Regions from separate parts of the Homo sapiens genome. Here region 1 is linked to region 2. A link is a loop called in an ENCODE intact Hi-C map of the cell type or tissue named here. Cell type or tissue: natural killer cell. All regions are shown on one strand. Links, peaks and the distances in the headings refer to the core of each region. The heading gives the core; the rest is flanking DNA.

Region 1 (10,195 bases), core at 1,576-9,575, 470 kb after region 2:
CCACAGGCTCTGACCTGTACTAGGTTTCAAGGTTTATCAAACTGAGCTGCATACCTGGGGTGTCCATTTAGACAGAGAAGAACATCGCACCATCTGGTCAGTGGGGTCCCTCTGAAAATGATACCTCTCAGGATGGAGGCAGAGACCTTCCTCTCAGCCTCATTCCTATGGTCTCTTGTGTCACACTGAGCAACACATCTGTTTGCTACTTCCTGGAAGAGTGTAAGAGAATTCATGGTCATTATGAAAGGTGTGGATGCCAGAAGTTATCTAGATATTTCAGATATTCAGACATTCATGTTTAAATATATTTGTAGCCAAAAAATGTTGGACAGTTTAAATAGCAAGATGCATGAAATAGTTGTGATAAAATAATTTGTACAGTGACATTTAAGCTTTGCACACAAGCAATATTCATTAAATATCAAATCGAACCTCTAATGTTGAATTTCTCTGAATTAAGTCCTGGCTTGTTTCTCTCATCTCTTCTTCTCCATTCTTTTACCAGTTTCTCTCATTCATCCCTGAGGCTTCAATACCTGCTGACACAGCTAGGCTCTGCCACACAGCTAGCCTGGATGCCTCATCTGAGAGACAAAAGTAAAACATATGTTTGATAAAGGGTTAATATCCAAAATATGTTGGAAACACATACAACTCAATAGCAATCTACCAACCAAACAAATCTGATTTAAAAATGGGCAAATGACCTCAACAGACATTTTTCTAAGGAAGACATGCAAGTGGCCAACAAGTACAAGAAAAGGTACCCAATATCATTAACCATCAGGGAAAAGCAAATCAAAAACCATAATGAAATATCACCTCACACTTGGTGAGTTGGCTGTTACCAAAAAGACAAAAGATAAGAAGGATGTGGGGCAAGCACATGGAGAAAAGGGGACGCTTGCGCACTGATCATGGGAATGTACATTTGTACAGCTATTATGGAAAACAGTATGGAAGGTCCTAAAAAATAGAACTACCATATGATCTGCAATCCCACTTCTGGGTATACACCCAAAAGAAAAAAATCAAAGATATATCTGCACTCCCATGGCTATTGCAGCATCATTCACTATGGCCACGTTATGGAATCAACAACCTAAGTGTCTAGCAATGGGTGAATGGATATAGGGAATGTGGTATTTATATATGATGGAATATTATTCAGCCACACAAGAAGGAAATCCTGCCACGTGTGATAACACGGATGAACCCCAAAAAGACTGCTAAGTGAAGTAAACCATTTAGTTACTTTTTTTGTGGAGAGACACTTAAGATCTCTCTTAAATCTCAAGTAGACCATGCAATATTATTAACTATAGTCACCATTATTCTCATAACTGATGGTTTATGCCATTTGACCAACTTCTCCCTATTTTCCCCACCCTTCAGTCCCTGGTAACCACTGTCTGCTCTTTGTTTCTGTGAGTTTGACTTCTTGAAATTCCATAATATAAGTGAGATCAAGCAGTATGTTTCTTTCTGTGTCTGGCTTATTCACAGATCAGGAAGCTGACTTAGAGATACAATGTGACTTAAGTAAGGCCAAGTGGCTCTTGAGCGGTGGAAATCGAATCTGGTCCTCAGGTCTGTACACTTACCCACTGCTCTATGCTGCCTGCCATGACTTCTAGTGCCTCTTTCTCTTCCTGGAATTCTCTAAGCACCCAGCCTGGCCCTTCTGTCTCCTTTGTACCTGCTTATCCCATTACTCAAAGGTCAAGATCATGGGATGCATCTGTGAGCATCTGTGAAGTTCTGGGAATTTCCATGTGCTTGAGGGATCCAGTGGCTGTTATCATCTGTGGTGCCTGAGAACTGGGAAGAAAAGACAGAAATGGAATGAGTGATGTCACCGAATGCTTGCTTAATGTCTGCCCATGTTCACAGCTCAGGATGAGGACTTTTAGTTGACTAACAGCTTCGATTTCCAGAATAAAATATCTAGTGATTGTTTGAACTGCGAAATCCTCATTATGTGAAATGCCAATTCGAAGCCCCAGCGTGTTACCTTCTCCTGGACAGTAATGCTTCTGAACAGAAAGGGCATCTTACTCGAAGTGAGCATGCAATTAGTCTTGACAAAAGAATTGAAAATGAAATCCTAATTTGTGCTGTGTTTATCGATCTGCACTGCTGTCTTTGCTGCAGCCTTGGAGCTTGTCTCCATCAGCACCTTCTTCCCAGGGACAGCTCTTTTTATGTTGAACATGGTCAGGCCTAATTGGAGTCTTGCTGTTGGTCTCCCAGAGCTTCAGGAATCTCAGTTCAGCCTCAGTTGGAACAAGGGAGTTGGGTTACCCCAACAGTACTTTGGAAAATGAATCATGGTGGTTGCCGATATTTTCGTTGGCATTTTTTCAGAAAGAGCCAGTGCCATGGCACTAGGAAGGGCCCCTGCTGAATAGCAAAGGAGGAGGCAGTCCTTGTAGAGAGACCAGGCGGTAGGACAAAGTTAGGGTTTGCTTTATGGTTTCCCCTTCCCTCTGTTTCTAGAACTCACACAGAGAGTTTGGACCCCTGAAAGTGATTATTCTTTTGCTTGGGATGATTTTCCCAGCATGTGCATAACTGACTGTGTCTCATTATTCAGGTCTCTGCGCAAGTGTTGCATCCTCAAAGAGGGCTTCTCTGGCAGTCCTATATAAAGTGTCTCTACTTTCCTGGGCATTCTTGTTCATACTTTCTCATTTTATTTACTCATGTAATTTGTTATTCTGTAAAATTACCTCATTTATTTTATGTCTCTCCAGCTAGAATATATGTTCCATGAGGTCAGAGACTCGGTTTTGTTTTCTGCTGTCTGCTGAGCATAACGGGTGCTCTATAGGTGATTTTTTAGTGAACGATTAAGTGAGCGAATTAATGAAATCCATTATAGAGGCAGCTAATCAGGTGGGCCTTCCCTCTGTTTTAGCTGGCAGATTTTAAGAGTGAAACCCAGAATATCTCTTCCAGAAAAGCCTAAGATGAAGCAAGGTTTGAATAAAGTCAAGAGGGATAGAGCTTGGTGGTGAATAAAAGGAGACTTTTACTGCTTCTCTCAACTTCAGCTGAAAATCTTTCCTGAGGCAACATTGTCAAGCCCATTACTTGGGTTATTTCACAAGTCATCAAAGGGTCTGCCATTGATCTGGGTTGTTGGGAGACTAAACAAATGCAATTCCCTAATTGGCTTCTAGATGGAAACTGCATTCAGCCCTGAGCTGAGAGCGATTTATCTTGTATGCAGGACAGTGGTGCGGAGAGGAGGAGTAATGGGCTAGCATCGGAAAGGGATAGATTGAGTTTAGGTGTTTAGAAATAACTGTTTTGTCAGATAAATCAGGCAGTGGGGCGATCTGATTAACGATCACAGAATAATCATTTGGTGCTTTAAAAGAAGCTAGAAATACTGAGAGAAGAGAGAATAAGAAATTGAGGGACAAGACGAGAAAAAGTTTTCTTATTCTGCATTGTTCCCACCATCCACTTGGGGCCACCCGCAAGTAAAAGAGAAGCTGTGTTCACACACAGATGAGTTTAAAAGGGTGAGAAATCTCACTTGAAACTAGCATTAAGATGCATCTTATGCTTTAAAAAATTTTTAATTAAGGTATAATGCATGCAGCAAACTTTGTAAAGTGCACTAATTTTAAATGTACAGCTCAATTAATTTTTACGTCTAAAATCATCAACCAGACAAGACATAAAGCATTTCCAGCTCCCCAGAAGAGTTCCTTTTGCCTCTTCCCAGTTAACATCTCCCAGAAGTAGCCACTGTCCTGAATTATACCCTCATACATTATGTAGTCTTTTGAACCTGGCTTACTGTGTTCAGCTGTGAGAACAATGTCTGTGTGATTTATCCATGTTATTGTGTTTCTTAGCAGTTTATTATTTTTAATTTCTGTGTCATATTCCATTGTATAAATATACGAAATTTATTCTCTTGCTGATGAACATTTGGATTGTTTCCAATTTTTGGCTATTATAAATATATTTAAAATAAATGTTTCCAATAAATGTTGGAAATATGCTTGGATATTTTCTTGACTCTTTGTGGGTGGCCAGGAGGGTTGAGGATTGGAACTTGGAACCAAAGTCTCTGAAATAAAGTTCGAATCAATCATACCCTCTGGTTCCCAGCAGCCCTCCATATAGCAGAAATTATAATCTCTGGACATTGCACACAGTTAAACAATTTATCTAACCTAGGCAGCCAAAATGTATTCCACTGCAATGATGACAATTCATTCCTCCTTATACATGATGGGTCACAGGCAAGAATGACACCGTAATAGCCAACATTTATTAAACACACATTATGTCCCAAGCCTGTGCAAAACTCCACCTGGGCTACCTCACTCATTCTTATTTACAGATTACAACATAGGCAGTATTTTTATCTCTTTTTAAAGATGAGAGGCTGTAGAAAAGATCATTCAAATGCAAAGTACTAAAATAATATAAAAACTTAAATCCTTTAATAATGATAGACTCAAAAACAGTAATAATTTAAAATAGATGGAGTGGACAGGGTGTGTTAGGACAGGGTTAGCCATCAAGGAGTCTGTCCCCGGATAAGATAGGCCTTGGGCAAACAGCTCTATGGCGGGTGTTCCAGTGTAGCTTCCTCTTTGTAGACTGACTAGCTATATAGGGGAGTAGTTCGCAGGCTCAGGGATGTCTGCACATGCATGAGTTGGGTGCTTCACGAAAATGCCAGTTCCTTGGTTACGCCCTAAGGTGACTGAACCAGAATTTTGGAGGATGGCTCTCAGGCATCTTGTTTTTAACATGCACCCCAGATGATGCTGATGGGTAGCCAGGGTGGATGTCTCTAGAGCCCCCTCTAGCGGTGACTTTTGAAGAAAGTCTTTGCCATTGTTGTCTCATCTGTTCAACTTGTGGGTGATTGACTGGGCCTTTGAATGCATTGACCAGATGACTTTATGTCACAAAGCCTTAATCACTAACTTTATATAAATCTACTTTCACAAATAATATAACCGTTCAATTCTTTCTGTGATGGCTGCTTTTATTTCCACAAAAATCAAGACAACAGCACATCTAATTAGACTCACAGAATGCTCAAGAGTTTGGGTCATGTGTTTTGGCTTTTGAAATTTATCTTTTTAATTTTCAGTGATAGAGATAGGGTGAGAGGAGCATACTTTTTTTTAGAACCTAATTTTTGACTTTCTAAGTTCAAGACTCATTATGACCCAGTTTTTCAGGGATCAGTAATGATACAGTGCTTACATTTCATAGAATGCCCATATTGGAGATGAAAACATATGCTCCTTTCCTTGCTGCTGTTCTATTTGGAGGGTATTTTATGAAAGTGTCAGGCTGATGAGTAACATATCCTTATCCATATTCAAATTTTCCAGGAAGTTATCTACAAATGGCTTCCAGTAATTTAAAGTAACTTAATGTACTGTAAGCAAAACTCCTTTTCTCATTTGTTTTCTGAAGTGAGAGAAGTATCACCTAAATATTTCATTAATGGGAATCTTACAAAGCTTCCCTGTATCTCAAGAAAGACCAAGGGCTACTGAAGGATCTTGTCCTTGGTCCAAGGGATTTCAGGGGATGCACCTGTCTTCCAGGTGTATCATAAAGGTCAGGAGGTGTGTCTGGAGGTGTTGCAGGGAATGGTCCTTAGCTACTCCAAGCTTCCTTAGCTCCAGTCTGGGGAGCTGGAAAGGCGTCAATCTTGTGCAAGGTGAGTGGAGATGCTCATGGAAACAGTGGAGGAGCTGGTGCTTGAGTGGAAGAGAAAACGGAACACCCTGCATTTGGGTCATGGTCCCAGCACATACTGACTGCACACCCTTGGGCAAGTTATCTAACCTTTTTGTGCATGCACTGATCTATAAAATGTGCATGATGATGATACAGCATCAGCCTCCACAGGGTTGCTGTGTGCACTCCACGGGAATCTGTATAAAGCTCAGTGTCAGACAGCAGTCACTTTTCTTATTGTATCTGGGGCTGCAGACCCTGTGTCTCTTTCCCAGTGGAACTTATAAGTGCTCAGCTGTGATGTTTTTACAATGTACAAATAAGTTGCTGATTTGTTCAGTTTTTGTTTACACTTGGACTTTTATTTATTTATTATTTTTAGAGACAGTGTTCTTCTCTGTTGCCCAGACTGAAGTGCAGTTGCACAATCACAAGTCATTGCAGCCTTGAACTACTGAGCTCAAGCAATTCTCCTATCTCAGTCTCCCAAGTAGTCATGACTGTAGGCACGTGCCATCATGCCAGAAAAATTTTTCAATTTATTTTCTTTTTTTTGTAGAAACAGGGTTTTGCTTGTTGCTTAGGCTTGGATGGTCTTCATAATAAAAACTCCTGGAGCAGGAAGTTTGGAGTGGTTGTTTCATGGAGTGTTGATAACCTGAGTTGTATGATTTAGATGGATGGATAACAGTAGGGGCTTGATGGAATAAAGCCTCTCCAGCCAAACTACTCATCCCTCCACCTTGCCTGTGGGCCCCATATTTCACCATTGTGATGTGCGGGAGTGTGTGGCAGCAGGTGGCAGTTGTCTTGATGAAGCCCAGAGCTACCTGGCAGAATCCTGGGAGAATAAGGTACATGTGTTCTATGGGGAAAATGTGCAGAGACATGGGTGCCATGGAGCTGGGTGTAGCCAGTGAACCAGGAATGGCAGCCAGGTCTGCGGAGACATGTCACTGCCGCAGTCCCTCCAGCCCACACGTTTCAGCTTGCAGGTGCCTGCTAGCCACGTGACTACAAAGGAGGGGCCTCCAGCGTGTCCTTCCAACACTCCTCAGACCTGAAGGATTATTTTTCCTCTCAGCCAATCTTCCCCTTTAGGGGTCCTAAATCTCTTTTAAATTTCAGCTTAGCCAAAACTCTCCAGCATTTAAATACAATTTGAATCTGAATGTCTTGGGACTGGGTCTGTGCTACAGTTACCTCCATTTCTGCTGCCTGTCACTCCCAGCTTCACTTTTCCCCTCCTGCTGACCCTTCTGGGCACTTAACTGGGTTGCCTTTGGGAAGATATGAGTTTTTCCAGGAAACCTTCCCTGCTGCCCCCAAGAATCCAGCGTTTCTTTGGACTTCTGCAGCCTCCTGCGTTTTCCATCAGTGCTTTGCACATCAGTGTTTCTTTAAACCATTTATTAGGAAATAGTTATAGATCAGAGCAGTTGCAAAACAAGTGCAGAGTTATACCCATCTCCCAGCCTCCACCTATGGCAATATTTTATATAACTGTAGTGCATTATGAAAATCAGGAACTTGGCATTGGCACAATGTGCTTAACTACTAGACTACGATGGACAAATAAGTTGCTGATTTGTTCAGTTTTTGTTTACACTTTGGAATTTGTTTTTAATTTTAGAGACAGGGTCTTGCTCTGTGGCCCAGACCGGAGTGTAGTTGCACAATCACAACTCATTGCTGCCTCAAACTCCTGGACTCAAACAATTGACCTGGTCTACTCAGATTTCACCAGTTTTTACATGGACTCATTTTTTTGTGTGTGTGCATGTTTTTGTGCACAGTTCTAGGAAATTTTGTCACCTGTATGGAGATTTGTATAGACATCACCACAATCAAGATACAGAACTGTTCCCACACCATAAGGAACCTCCTCCCCATACTGTCTGTGTCTTAATTTCCTCTTCACCTGTCTGACTTCTCCAGCAGGTGGTCAGCCTGCTCAGAGCAGGGTTCTGCTCACTGCTGAACTTTTTAGGACACAGAGTAGGTGCTCAGAAAATAGGAGTTGAAGAATGAGGGAATGAATCTGGAAGTCTTTCCAGAATGACCTGCGCATGCCAAGCCCTGTGCTGTGGGGGCTTCAGGGAGAGTGAGATGTGGTTTCCTGCCCTCTGGTGGTGGCTGAGGTCCTGGGCCTCTTGCAAGGAGGGGACTGCGGTTCGAAGCCTGGGACTTCCAGCGGCAAACAGGTGGGCCCAATGCCCACTGTGCAAGACAAGCCATTTTCTGCTTCTCGTGTTTGGTTTTAGACAACCCATTTAGGCATCTTGTATGGGACACAGTTGGGGTGCCTGAGATCTTCACTTCTGCCTCACAAGCCTGACTACACTCAGAGCCTGGCACCGGCCCCAGGAAAGTCCAAAGTCATTTCTACCGCTAGGATACAAAGTTGGTGACAAAAAGACACTAGCTGAGGCGCTTCTCAAGCAATTGTGTGGGGTCTTTTTAAAAGATTAATCTGTGCTCACTATTTTCCCAGCCAAATTGTTCAGGTTGGAGAAGCCCCTCTCTTTTCACCACCATCTCCTGCTCCACCTGTTCAAGGTGTCTTTGGATTTTTATCCTGCCTGGGTACATAGAGGACTTTAAAAAACAGACCCAGGAGGAGAATTGCTTTTTGAGGCTTTTGTTTTGCTCTTGCTTATTATTTTCTCCCTGTTTACTTGTTTGCAAATTTGCACAGTTATTGGAAGAAACTTTCTGAGCACAAATCATGTAGGCAAGATTAATTTTGTTCCCCAATCAAATCTATTTCTGTGACAAAAACATTTTAGCTTAGGTTTAAAAGTGTCTGGTGAATAAAATTAATTGCATCAACTAAAGAAAATGCATTCTGTCCAATGCATATAGATATTCTGTCAACAAGACAAATGGACTCAGTAGTAGAAGTATCTCTGTGGGTGAAATGCATAATAATGTAATTACTTTGCCAACAAAATGCTAACTTGCTTTAATCATTCTGTTCACAGTATAATGTAAAGTGATTTAGTGAGTAAAATGAATCCACTACAAATTGTTTTATGGTCATAATGCAGCCCTTTGGTGGACTGTAAATTGATGATAATAATTTTATGGGCAAATGATTTTTCAATTAAAATGTCTTTTTACAGACAGAATGGGAGTGTTACAAATGGCTCCCAATAACCCTGTGCCAAGTCACAGGCAGAAAGTGCTGTCACCTACATTAACCAAGCCTCAATTGGAAAGACTCAAAAGCTCAAAAGGTGATTTATTTTCATCAAATTTGTAATTTCCTTCCCTCCCACTTGAGAAGTATTTTCTTCCTGCCTTTACTGACCCAATAACAAAAATTAAATCTAGCAACCAACCCACCAGTCACCAGCAGCCATGTTTCCTTCCTGTGCCTTAATTGACTATGGCTGTATTGTTCATTAATAAGCTCTTAAACCAGGGCAATTGTTTCTGCTTTCTAGTATGGGCCCCATTATCTCTAGTGCAATAATTATTGCACCCATGAAAATGAAAAATTATTATAGTATAGTGGTTTTGAATTTCAAGCCTATGTTGAAGGAAATAATGTTTTTATGTGGGCTAATTGTCATAATTTCTTTTTAGAAAGGTGCAATTTCTGACCGGTTATAACTTTGCTGTTTCAACATCATAGGTGCTTGGAAACAGCCCCTTCCACAGTGAGTTTGCCTCGGTAGGGAGAAGAGCTGTGCCCTTAAGCAGCCCCATTTGCTCTGCCTCAGGCTGGTCACATGAGTGAAGGGTCCTGGGTGCTCCTCTCTGCCCTTGTCCCACCCAGCAAGGTTGGAAACTTGGTCACCACCATCCTTTCCTCCTTAAGCAAGGCAGCTTCATTGCTTTCGTTGTTGAGAGTTCCACGTTCTTTCCAATTTCCTTTTCTGGAGGCCACACCCACTGGAAATGAAGCAGACATCATTTAAGGCTGCACAGAGAAGGGGAGGTCATGTCAGAGATGGTAGGTGGTTAGTTACGTCAAAGGTGGCAGAATGGTGAGTAAGGGCAGAGACTAAGTCACTAGAGCTACGCTGGGAAGAAGCTGGCCCTGCTTCTTCCTGGCTGTGTAATCTTGAGCCATTCACTCTGTTATTCGTTTTTTTTTTTCCTTTTGAGACAGAGTCTCAGTCTGTTGCCTAGGCTGGAGTGCAGTGGTATGATCTCAGGTCACTGCAACCTCTGCCTCCCGGGTTCAAGCGATTCTCTTCCCTCAGCCTCCCGAATAGCTGGGATTATAGGTGCCCACCACCACACCCGGCTAATTTTTTTTTTTTGTATTTTTAGTAGAGATGGGATTTCACCGTGTTGGACAGGCTGGTCTCGAATTCCTGTCCTCTGGTGATCCACCTGCCTCGGCCTCCCAAAGTGCTAGGATTATAGGTGTGAGCCCTCACCCCTGGCCCATTCACTCTGCCATTCTGAGACTGCCTTTCTGCATCTACAGAGTAGGGATAAATAG
Region 2 (10,195 bases), core at 1,033-9,032:
TTCCTGTAAGGCCCCAGGTCTCTCGACTCAGTTGGTGGTGAATGCTGCCTGGCCTGGGACTCACCCTTCAGGGCAGTGGGCTTCCCTCCCTCTGACCCAGGACAGGTCCAGAAATGCCATTCAAGAATCAAGTCCCAGAATTAGGGACACTAATAGCCCGCTGGGTACTCTACCCTGCTGTGGCTGTGCTAGTACCTAAGGTGAGAGACGAAGTCCCCTTTACTTTTCCCTCTGCTTTTCTCAAGCTGAAGGAGACTTGGCCTGTGGCCCACCACAGCTGGGAATGTGCTGAGTCTCCCCTGAAGCCAGCAAGTCTCAGTGGCTCATCAAGGCCCTTGACGTAGTACCTGGGTATAGCTGCTGGTTATTCAGGGTCCAAGGGGTCTTCAGTTGGCAGGCGATGAATGCTGGCAGGACTGGGTCCTTTCCTTCAAAGCAGTGGGTTCCTTGTAACCCAGGATGTGTCTAGAAATGTCATTGGGGGTTGGGAGTTAGGGCCTGGAATGCGGCATGGGGAAGCCTCACAACTCTGGCTGGTGACCTATCCTGCTGTGGCTGAGCTGGTATCCAAGATGGAAGATGAAGACCTCCCCACTCTTCCCCCTCCTCTTCTCAAGTGGAGGGATGGGGTCTCCTTTAGAGCTGTGAGCTGTGCAGTCTGGGTTTAGGGGAGGGGTGATGCCAGCACTCCGGTAGACACCCCAGCTGATGTCTCAGTAGGTTGTGTGCCCCCACCAAGTCCACTGTGTCTCTGTGTTTCTGGGCCCAGTTCAGCCCTAGGACTCACCTAAGAGTCGCAGTCCTTATGGCCTAGTGTGCCTGTCAAGTTTACTTAGAGACACAAAGTGCTTTAGCCCTCAGTGGCAAGGTTTGCAGGATCTCAAGTTTGGACTGCTGGGATGAGTGATTCCGCTCTGGCTGGGGCTGGTTTAAATGCCGCCTCCATAGGTGAGTGTCAGCTGAGTTTGGTCTAGTTTTCCTTTCTGCTGTGGCAGGACAGCTCAGTTTAATGCCTTACAATTGCAGTGCTCTCCCTCCTGCAGCACCCAGATATGCTCTCTGTACCACACAGGATGGTGGGTGAGGGGTGGCATCGGCGATTCAAGACTGTTTTTTCTATCTCTTCCATGCCTCTTTTCAGTGATATGAAGTTAAAACCAGGTGCTATAGGTGCTCACGTGATTTTTAGTTCTTACCAAAGAACTGGATAGTTGTTAAATTGGTGTCCTTGCACAGAGAATGATCAGAGGAGCCTTCTTTTCCACTACCTTGCTCTGCCTCCTCCATTCCCATCTTAACACACTCTCCTCTCAGCCTCTACGACAGCACTATTCATTTGGTGTCTCACCGGCTTGGTTTTCTAGTCATCTTGCCTAGCTCTTCTCTCATGCTCTAACTTTTTAGAGTGTTCGAGTTACCAAGGGATCAATCCTATTACTCTTCTTTTTCTCATCTACTCTACCTTGGAACCACATTATAATAACTTGGGGATTTTCCTTATAGACACATCCAACCACTACATGAAGAAGGAATGATAGAATATCCATATTTTGTAACCACTAATGAAATAAAGGTTGTAGGCAGTGATCCTCAATGACTGCTGTAATCTTTAGGTGAAAAACTAATAGAGAACTTCATAGTGGGTGAATCAGGCTGACAACACCTGAATCCATTGATCAGTCTTAACCTCACAAAAAGAGATGGCTAGGCGTTATAGAAGTCTTCACTTACTGTTGTCGACAGGTTCTTGGAAACTTCAACTTTAAGCGAAATTACAAAACCAATGTTACCATAGGCTAATAGATACAAACAAAAGTTAAAGTTCCTATGGCCTATTTCTGGTCACAAAAACATCACCAAACTTCTAAATAAAGACCAAAAACAATTTTAATCTTGAACATTGAAATAAATGTGAATCCTGTATACATATAAGAAAGATTATAAAAACAAAATAATTATTTACCCAATTTTTGGTGAATCAGTGAGTCACGGCAGTCATGGTGGTGGTTGGTCAAATTGAGGAATAAATGTCGGCAAAGTAAAAATTGTAAGGAGTACCCTTTACCACCACGTGGTTCAAACCGTCACCAACTTGATGGACTCGCTGAGTGATTTTATACTGCATTGTTTATTGTTGTGCATTTGTATGATTATTGTCTAATTTAAGATTTTTTATTTGACAATAATTCATATTCATTCTTTCATTTTCCAACCTGCTTATTCCAGTTCAGGGATGCAGGTGGCCAAAACCTATCATGGCAGCTTAGGGTGCAAGATAGGAACCAGCATGAGACACAATGCCACTTCATCCCAGGGTGCACTCACACCCACACTCAGACTGGGACGATGTCGACACACCAGTTCAGCTAGCATGCTCATCTTTCGTATGCACATCTTTATGATGTGGGAAGCCAGAGTACCTGTAGAAAACCCATGCAGACATAGGAAAAACATGAAAACTCCACACAGACTGCGACTATGGCCAGGAATTGATGTTTATTCCCTTATATAGTGAAAGGCATTCAATGAAAGGCTGATATTAGAGGACTTGCTATATGTGCTTCCCGATGCAAGTACATCATACCTCACTTGAAGTATTCCTGCCAAAAAGTCTTTCCTGAAGCCCATCAAGCTCTAGATCTTACTATCAGTTTACTAGAAAGGAAAGAAACAGAAAAACATGTTAAATGACCCCATGGATAAGTAATCAACAAAATTCAGTGTGTGTGAAACTATTAAATAAATTACAAGGGTAAAAAGAGCAAGGGGTAATGTATAGAATAAAAGTGATTTAAGAGACGCATCCATTAAGGGCCACAGCTGGCCTTGTTTGGATCCTAATTTGAACAAGTCAACTGTAAAACAACAACAGCAAAAGAGAAAATTAGGAAAATTTGAGTACTGACTGGATATTTGGTAATATTAAGAAATTAAAACTTTTTTGGCATAAGGATTTATTTTAGAGCTACATACTAAAAATTTGTGAATGATTTGATACATCTGAGATTTGCTTCAAAATAAGCCAGGGTCAGGATGATGAGAGGAGAGGAGCAGAGGGTAGGTTGGTGAGGTAGAGATGAAATAAGATTTCTCCCAAGTGGGTAATTCTTGAAGTTGGCTGATGGATACATGATATTCATGATACTATTTTATCTGTTGTATGTTTAGAATTTTTTGTAATAAAAATTTGTTAAAGTGCTTAGAGAGCTTTAAAAAACATGTGAATGCTAACCCCCTTCCCTCCGCAGATATCTGATTTATTGGTCTGGGATAGGGAATCAATTTTTTAAAGTATCCCGGGGGACCCTAATGTGCAACCAGGGTTGAGAACTGCTGCTTTATATTATGTCCCTAGATGATCTCATTTACTGCTTTAAAACTATTAATATGCTGACACCTCCCAGATTTATGTCTCTAGCCCTGACCTTTCCCTGGATCTCTGGGCTTGTATATTTCTCTGTACATTTGACGTCATTACTGGGAGGTCAGATAGGCATCTCAGCCTGAACATGGCAAAGACACAACTCTTCATTTTGAACCCCAAACCTGTTTCTCTCCCAGTGTTTTCTATCTCAACAAATGGAACTACTACCTGCCCAGTTAGAGATGGTCAATAAATACTACTTCTGATAAAAAGAAAGTTTTAAAAAAATGAGTGTTATAGAAAAACCCCTCTAGCTGATTCAAAGAAGGTCTTTATCTTGTGTGACTCAACTGATAACCATAGCAAATATGCAGCATTCTCTGAGATATGAGAATTGCTTTGATTTATTCTTTAGCTCTCATCCCTCCAGAATCCTAACATTTGGAGCCAGTGATTAAATTTGAATGATATTAAGTTATTTTTCAGGTTTTTCTACCAGAACATTTGGAAGAGTTGGGATGAAGAAAAGGATGATGCATATGATTGTTTTGTCAGACGTGTTAAACCTCAATTGAGATTGTGTTTATTACTGACCTTGTACATATTGAAAAAATAGTTACCATGGCTTAATTTTACCTTTGTGAGACACACACATGCGCAATGCACGCACACACACACATACACACACACATACACACGCACATACTCTTACTCCAAGGGCCTATAGACAGAAATAGACCAATATACAAATAGTGCAGCCCCTTTTCAAGTTATTAAATGAAACGAACAAGTGCAGAGAAACCTGCTTTAACTGTTTATAAACTAAGCCTAAAATCAGGAGGTTTGTGAACATCTATTTAATGACAATTGTTTGAAAAACAAAGAACTTATTTGCATTATAGAGACTTTTTTGCTTGAAACTTAAATAATACTTTTTTTTTAAAGTATATGGCTTTACTCTAAGTTCCTATAGTAAAACATACTAGGTTAAACTAACAGATGAATCAAAAATACCTAAACGCATTCTTCTAATTTATCATATTTTGACAAGGAAAAGCTTTTCCGTTCAAAAATACCAAAATTAATCATGCAACCTAAATTAAGTAGTTGTTCTATGCTGATCTTGTTACATGCGACACTTATCTTTCCACTAGATGGTGCTGTAAGACCAGTAATTTTCTCCTGTATTCCTGAGCAGTAAATTAACAGGCAATGCTGCAATAAAATTAGAACTCACACTAAAAAGAATTGTAGAAGGTAATTTGTTTTTCCTATGTGAAAGATGATTTGACATTATATAAGACAAGGCCTTTACATTTTCATGCAGTTTGATTTGATTTAGTAAGTTTCTCTTGGTTTAAATAGTAAATAATAACAAAATTTTTTAAAAAATGAAAATCTGGTTAATGGTTCTACCTGGTTTACAATTATGTATGTCTGATTTCAGCTTTCATAAGTTGACTGTGATTTCTACCTTTCTAATTTTTCTATTGTGCATTTCCTATTTTTCTATAGTGTGTTCAGTACAATCCCAGAACATCAAAAAGCTTGAATATTTTCTAGGTTTGATACACTTGCTCTTAAAGAGCAGTGATTGGTTTTGATTGAAGTAGAATGTAATGGTAGGTAAATATAATGCATATCTGGCAAATTTGATCTGTATGTGGACAAAAAAAATTGTATTCTGATTTGAGAGCCTTGCATGTGTGGACAAGTAATGATCTCCATACATGCCTTGTACATCACTGGCAGATGGGACAGCATAAGGGAGGAATTGTCTTTAGTTACGGAGAAGAAACTGTGGCACTTGATGGAGAAACTGGAATGTTATCACATGTATGCAGACTCTAAAAAGGTTCCTGGGCTAAGATAGGAGTAGAGCTATCAGCAGGCAAGATCAAATCACTGTCTTGATTTTGCACCATGTGGCAAATATTTTTCCTTTCTAATTCAAAACACACTACTTCAGAACTTAGGGGTCTGAAGATGATGTTGGTTCACTGGTTCTAGACTGTAAAGTATCAATCTAATGAGAAGAAATAAGCTAACTTGCATGGATATTGGAAATGCTAAGAAACTTATTTTAAAATTTTAGTCTTAATCTTCGCAACTTAATAGACCAGTGGTTTGGTTCGTAATTTCTTATTTGCAAAGTAGATTTCTAGAGTATCTTTAAATGAGTGTGGATAACCAAAGTAGACAAAATCCTTACTTTTTCAAGCTTTACCCAATCCATTTACTTGGAAAAGCAAGAAAATAAAATCTTCTGTTCATTTTAAATATTGAGTGTTCACCATAATTTGATATGAATTAGGATTTTGTTCAGCTTTCTCCCCTCCCCCCATCTTCTTAAGAGCATGACGAAGTTAAAAAAATAATAATCTAAGACAATAGTTCTCAACCTTGGCTACACATTACATGCTTGGGGAACTTTAAAAAATACCTCTCCACTTTCAGAGGCCCGTTTTTATTGCTCTGGATGTTGGCCTGAGCATCTGTATTTTTGAAAGATCCTAGGTGATTCTAATATTCATCAGAATTGAGAAGCTCTAACCTAAGGCACAGCTAGTTGATATACATTTAACTGAAAAATAAAGCAATTATTTTAAAACTACAGGTAATGGCAATATTTTATTTTATTGTTAAACCCATTAATTTAATATCTATTGACTGTACATTTATAAATTATTTTATTACATTGAGACATACTTTTTGTTCTGTCATTATATTTGAGAATTTATGTAAATGAATAAATTTCAAGTGCCAGTAAGGTGGTCCAGTACAAGGTTATTTTGTGTTAATCATTCTCTAATAATGACAGCATTTTTTTCCCCTCAAAATCTCAAAGGTTTATTTTTTTGAAATCCCCTGGTCTTTCTCTGGGAATATTCAACATAATTTTGTGCCTATATAGTGCTTTAAATGTAAGGAAGGACTAGACAGTTTGAGTCATTTCTAATTTTTGATCCTATAAATATGGTAATCTTTTAAAACATTTTAAAATCACATTCAGATCTCTGAAAAACATGGCAGTCTTAACCATTGTGAAACAATTTACTTCCCTCTATACCCCTACTCCCCAGTTGGCCCTTGCCACCCACTCCTTATTAAGATTTTGAATCTAATATATGAGAAGAAAATAATTTCTTATTAAATAATGATTACAAATTGTACAATATGAACTTTAGGTAATTCTAAAGCACAAATGTTTGGATCTAAGAAAAAACAATTCCTCAAAAGAAGAAAAATTAATGACTTCAATGAAGTGGTGTTTGAAACTTTCAACAGTTACCACTTAGAGTACTATTCAGAGAGACTTAACATGTACCTGAGTTATAAAGCACTTTTCTTAGTGGGTCTTTGAGGACTCCATGGGCTTTCTTAATGAGAAAAAATGTGTCTGAAAGGCAATGGATTTCAGTTTGCTTTTAAACTCTCAGGGATTATGACATTCTTGAAAACTGAGTTCCTTCAGGACGTGACTACCACAATCTGTTGTCTCAATGTGAGGAGAGTTACAGCAAATTTTTTAATCTGAGAAGCAGTTTGGCAAATTGTAGCTCTGAGCAGGAAAATATCTCCATGGTTGAAGGGTTAAAATTGTATTCAGAGATTGAACAGGTGAAGCAAAAGCTAAAACTCATGGAGAGTCCTTTGTTGAGGTATGTGTGCCTTTGTAATTCTTAGCTAGTTAGCATCTTTTCTTCCTTGCTATCTTACTGAGAACTGTTAGGTCTGTTTGGTTTCTTCATGGTATGTGTTTGGTTATCAGAATTCTAACATCTAAGCAAAGGGTGTCCATCCAGTTGTCAGAAGTTCCACCCATGAGATCTCCTCCACCATGATGACTGGTCTGCTGTGGACCCTACTCATGGACAGGCTTTGCCAGGTGCCTTGGGGGAAGATATAGAAATTCAGGTAAAAGAAGAGTGTCTTGCTGCAAGTGGCTTTTTTCCTTCTGATTCACCATAGGTTTTCATGAATTCTACACAGAGCTTCCCAGAGGTGGTTTTCTGTTAAATAGGAAGTAGTGAGAACCCTGCCTTTCATCAGCAGTAGCCACTTACCAGGCATGCATTAGGTTCAGTCCACTACCAAAGGAGATGCTTCAGCGTGCAGTGTTGGCTCCATTTTCAGAGTGAGACATGAAGGCACTTGGAATAATACTCGAGTTGCTTTGTGGGGTTGTATATTTGTCACTTTGCACACTGCCTATAAATACCTGATAAAGAAAAGAGGTTTAATTGGCTCACAGTTCTGCAGGTTATAAGGACACATGGCAGGGGAGGCCTCAGGAAACTTACAATCATGGCAGAAGGTGAAGGGGAAGCAGGCATGGCTTAAATGGCTGGAGGAGGAGGAAGAAAGAGAATGAGGGTAGGTGCTACATACTTTTAAACAACCAGATCTCATGAGAACTCTGTCATGAGACAGCACTAGGGGGATGGTACTAAACCATTAGAAACTGTCCCCATTACCCAGTCACCTCCCACTAGGCTCCACATCCAACACTGGGGATTACAATTGAACATGAGACATGAGACTTGGTTGGGGACAGAGATCCACACCATATGTGGGTGTATATTTGCAAATATGTTGTTGTTTTCTAGTTCTTCGGTGATCCATTATCTGTTATAAATGCCTGCTATGAAGGTGACACTGTTATCGTTTGTCCTGACCATTTTGTGGTATGTGGCATAATGGAGTGCAGTGTTGACTCCATTGAGTTGGAAGGTGGGTATGGAAGACACAACCAAACTCTCATGCATGACATGATTAAGTAAACAATAAATGACTGTTCTTGTCAAAGCTCCAAGAATGTGATTTCAACCTATTTCACTTCAAATGAATTATTGAATTGCCTTGAAACATTAAAGGCATTGGAAGCTTAAAAGGAGTTGACCCAGTTTTTGAGTAAGTGGACTTGTGGTTCTTTGTAGCAGTGTATATGTTGGGAAGATACTTACAGGGCTGTATAGAAAAAAGACCATGAGGAAGAAGCAAACTATACAGATCGTAGGTGATTTATGGAAAGGATGTCAAATTTCTAGAATTAAAAAAAAAAGATTCCCAACAATATTATTTTTAATTTCAGTATTTTTTAGTTTGTTACTTGCTCTTATCTCATAGATATTGTGATATCTTAGTGCATGGCTGTTTGTTTTTTGTTTTAAATTTAGCTTATTTTTGTGAGAGATATGGTGAAGGGCGTTTTACTTGAAATTGGTATCAAAAATTATCTTAATTCTCTAAAAGTTTGCTGAGTGTCACAAATGCTACACTTTGTGTCTTGACACAGTATACTTTTGAAAACGTTAATGTTGAAAGATTAATATTAAATATATAATAGTTAATAGATAACTATTATCTGCTTTAATAGATATCTTCAATATCTATTAAAAATAACTTTTCCAGTTATAATCTTTTTGTTCATTTGGAGTAATTCCTAAGTTCAGATTACTTTACAATTGTTCATCTTGGTCTTGTATATTTCCGTAATGTGTCAAATTTAGTTGTACCTATTCAACTATTTACCAAAACTGCTACAAGTTAGCAATGAAGCTTGTAATGCAAAAAAATCATATATCATTTTGGGACTTGTGCAGCTGTTCACTAACTGCTTAAGCTGTGTTCTTGATCTTTATCTTGTCAAAACTTCTTAATGGAAGCAAGGCTGGGAGTTTAATTTCCTGCTGTTCACTAGTACATCATCTCACTCCCTTTTTTGTTTTATGTTTGTTAATTTTGTTCTTTCTCCTCTCCAATACTTGATTTATAATAGATGTGTATGTATAAGTAACACATGTGCAGGATAAATCACTGCAATAAAAACACTTTATTTTTTGGCAGAGTAAAAATAACATTCATATTATAAATTGTATAGTAGATAAGAGTTCTTAGATTGGTGAGGAAATTACAATGTAATTGCCAGAGTGTCATAAATAACCTATCAAATTCTGATAGTTGAGTGTAAAAATGACTGTAAATTTACTAACAGAGGACATTTCTGAGAATTGAGGAATCAAATGGTATCTCTGGTGTGAATATATGGAGCACTAGCTTATGAGTAAATTAAAGCTTATCTGATAGTAATCTATACCTAACACTTAAGAGATATATTGAGTACCTACTATGTGCAGGGTATTAATAGTACTTATGGTTGGGCTTCTCTTTCTTTAGAAAATCTGTTCACTTTAGGTAATGGCTTTATGTTTTAAATTGATAAGAATACGTAATTTGTGTAAAAATCTGTTTTTTCTTCAATATGCAATTCTTTTTCTATTTATAATTTTTCTGATGCTAAAAAAACAATGGTTATTGTAGAAAATATTCAAAGTACAGGCAGACACATACAGAATCAGAAACAAAATTACTCACTGTTCAGTCATTTCTAGTCCACCCTGGTAGCATTCCAGTGTATGGAGTCATCTTGCCTTCTCTAGTGCCCCCAGAGGCTTGTCTGTACCCTTCAAGTATGGATAAGTTCAGTGGCTTTGCCTGTTTACTGCAGTTACTGCTTTCATGTACTCAAGGACTTATCATTAGACAATGAGGTCTTTCTTTCTTACAGCTTCGTCTATGTGTTTGTCTTCTGTTTTATAATGAAAGTCAAGCGAGTTCTTTAGTTTTCCGATATTCCAGGTTTTTGTAAGCCCACTCAGAGGCTTGGCCTGTATTACTGATTTGATTAAGATTTATGGAGAGCTAATGCTTTTTGTTGATTAATGAAATAGACTGTTTTTTCCTGTAGCTAAACTGTCATAAGTCAGTTTGTCAGATTTTAAGTCATTCTTTCTACGAGAATATTAAAATTAGGTAATCTTGAGAACT

Evidence for each region. Hi-C counts contacts between places; a loop is a spot of excess contacts. Peaks named below come from ENCODE experiments on the same cell type or tissue, not always from the same donor. Only the 100,000 strongest peaks of a DNase experiment are listed, where the experiment ranks them.
Region 1: it touches region 2 in a loop (15-fold over the local background); 11 of 110 quality-filtered maps call a loop at or near these places.

The regions. Positions count from the first base shown.
Region 1 is chr19:28,237,159-28,247,353 of GRCh38, reverse strand. No RefSeq gene overlaps it. Among named protein-coding and RNA genes, the nearest start is that of ERVE-5, 360 kb to the left of the region's middle. In natural killer cell, for the core only: CTCF peaks have their summits at 4,655 and 4,857 (motif pointing left); a DNase peak (open chromatin) is centred at 4,843.
Region 2 is chr19:28,704,825-28,715,019 of GRCh38, reverse strand. It overlaps the pseudogene LOC100420587. Among named protein-coding and RNA genes, the nearest start is that of ERVE-5, 100 kb to the right of the region's middle. In natural killer cell, for the core only: CTCF peaks have their summits at 4,318 and 4,518 (motif pointing right); a DNase peak (open chromatin) is centred at 4,519.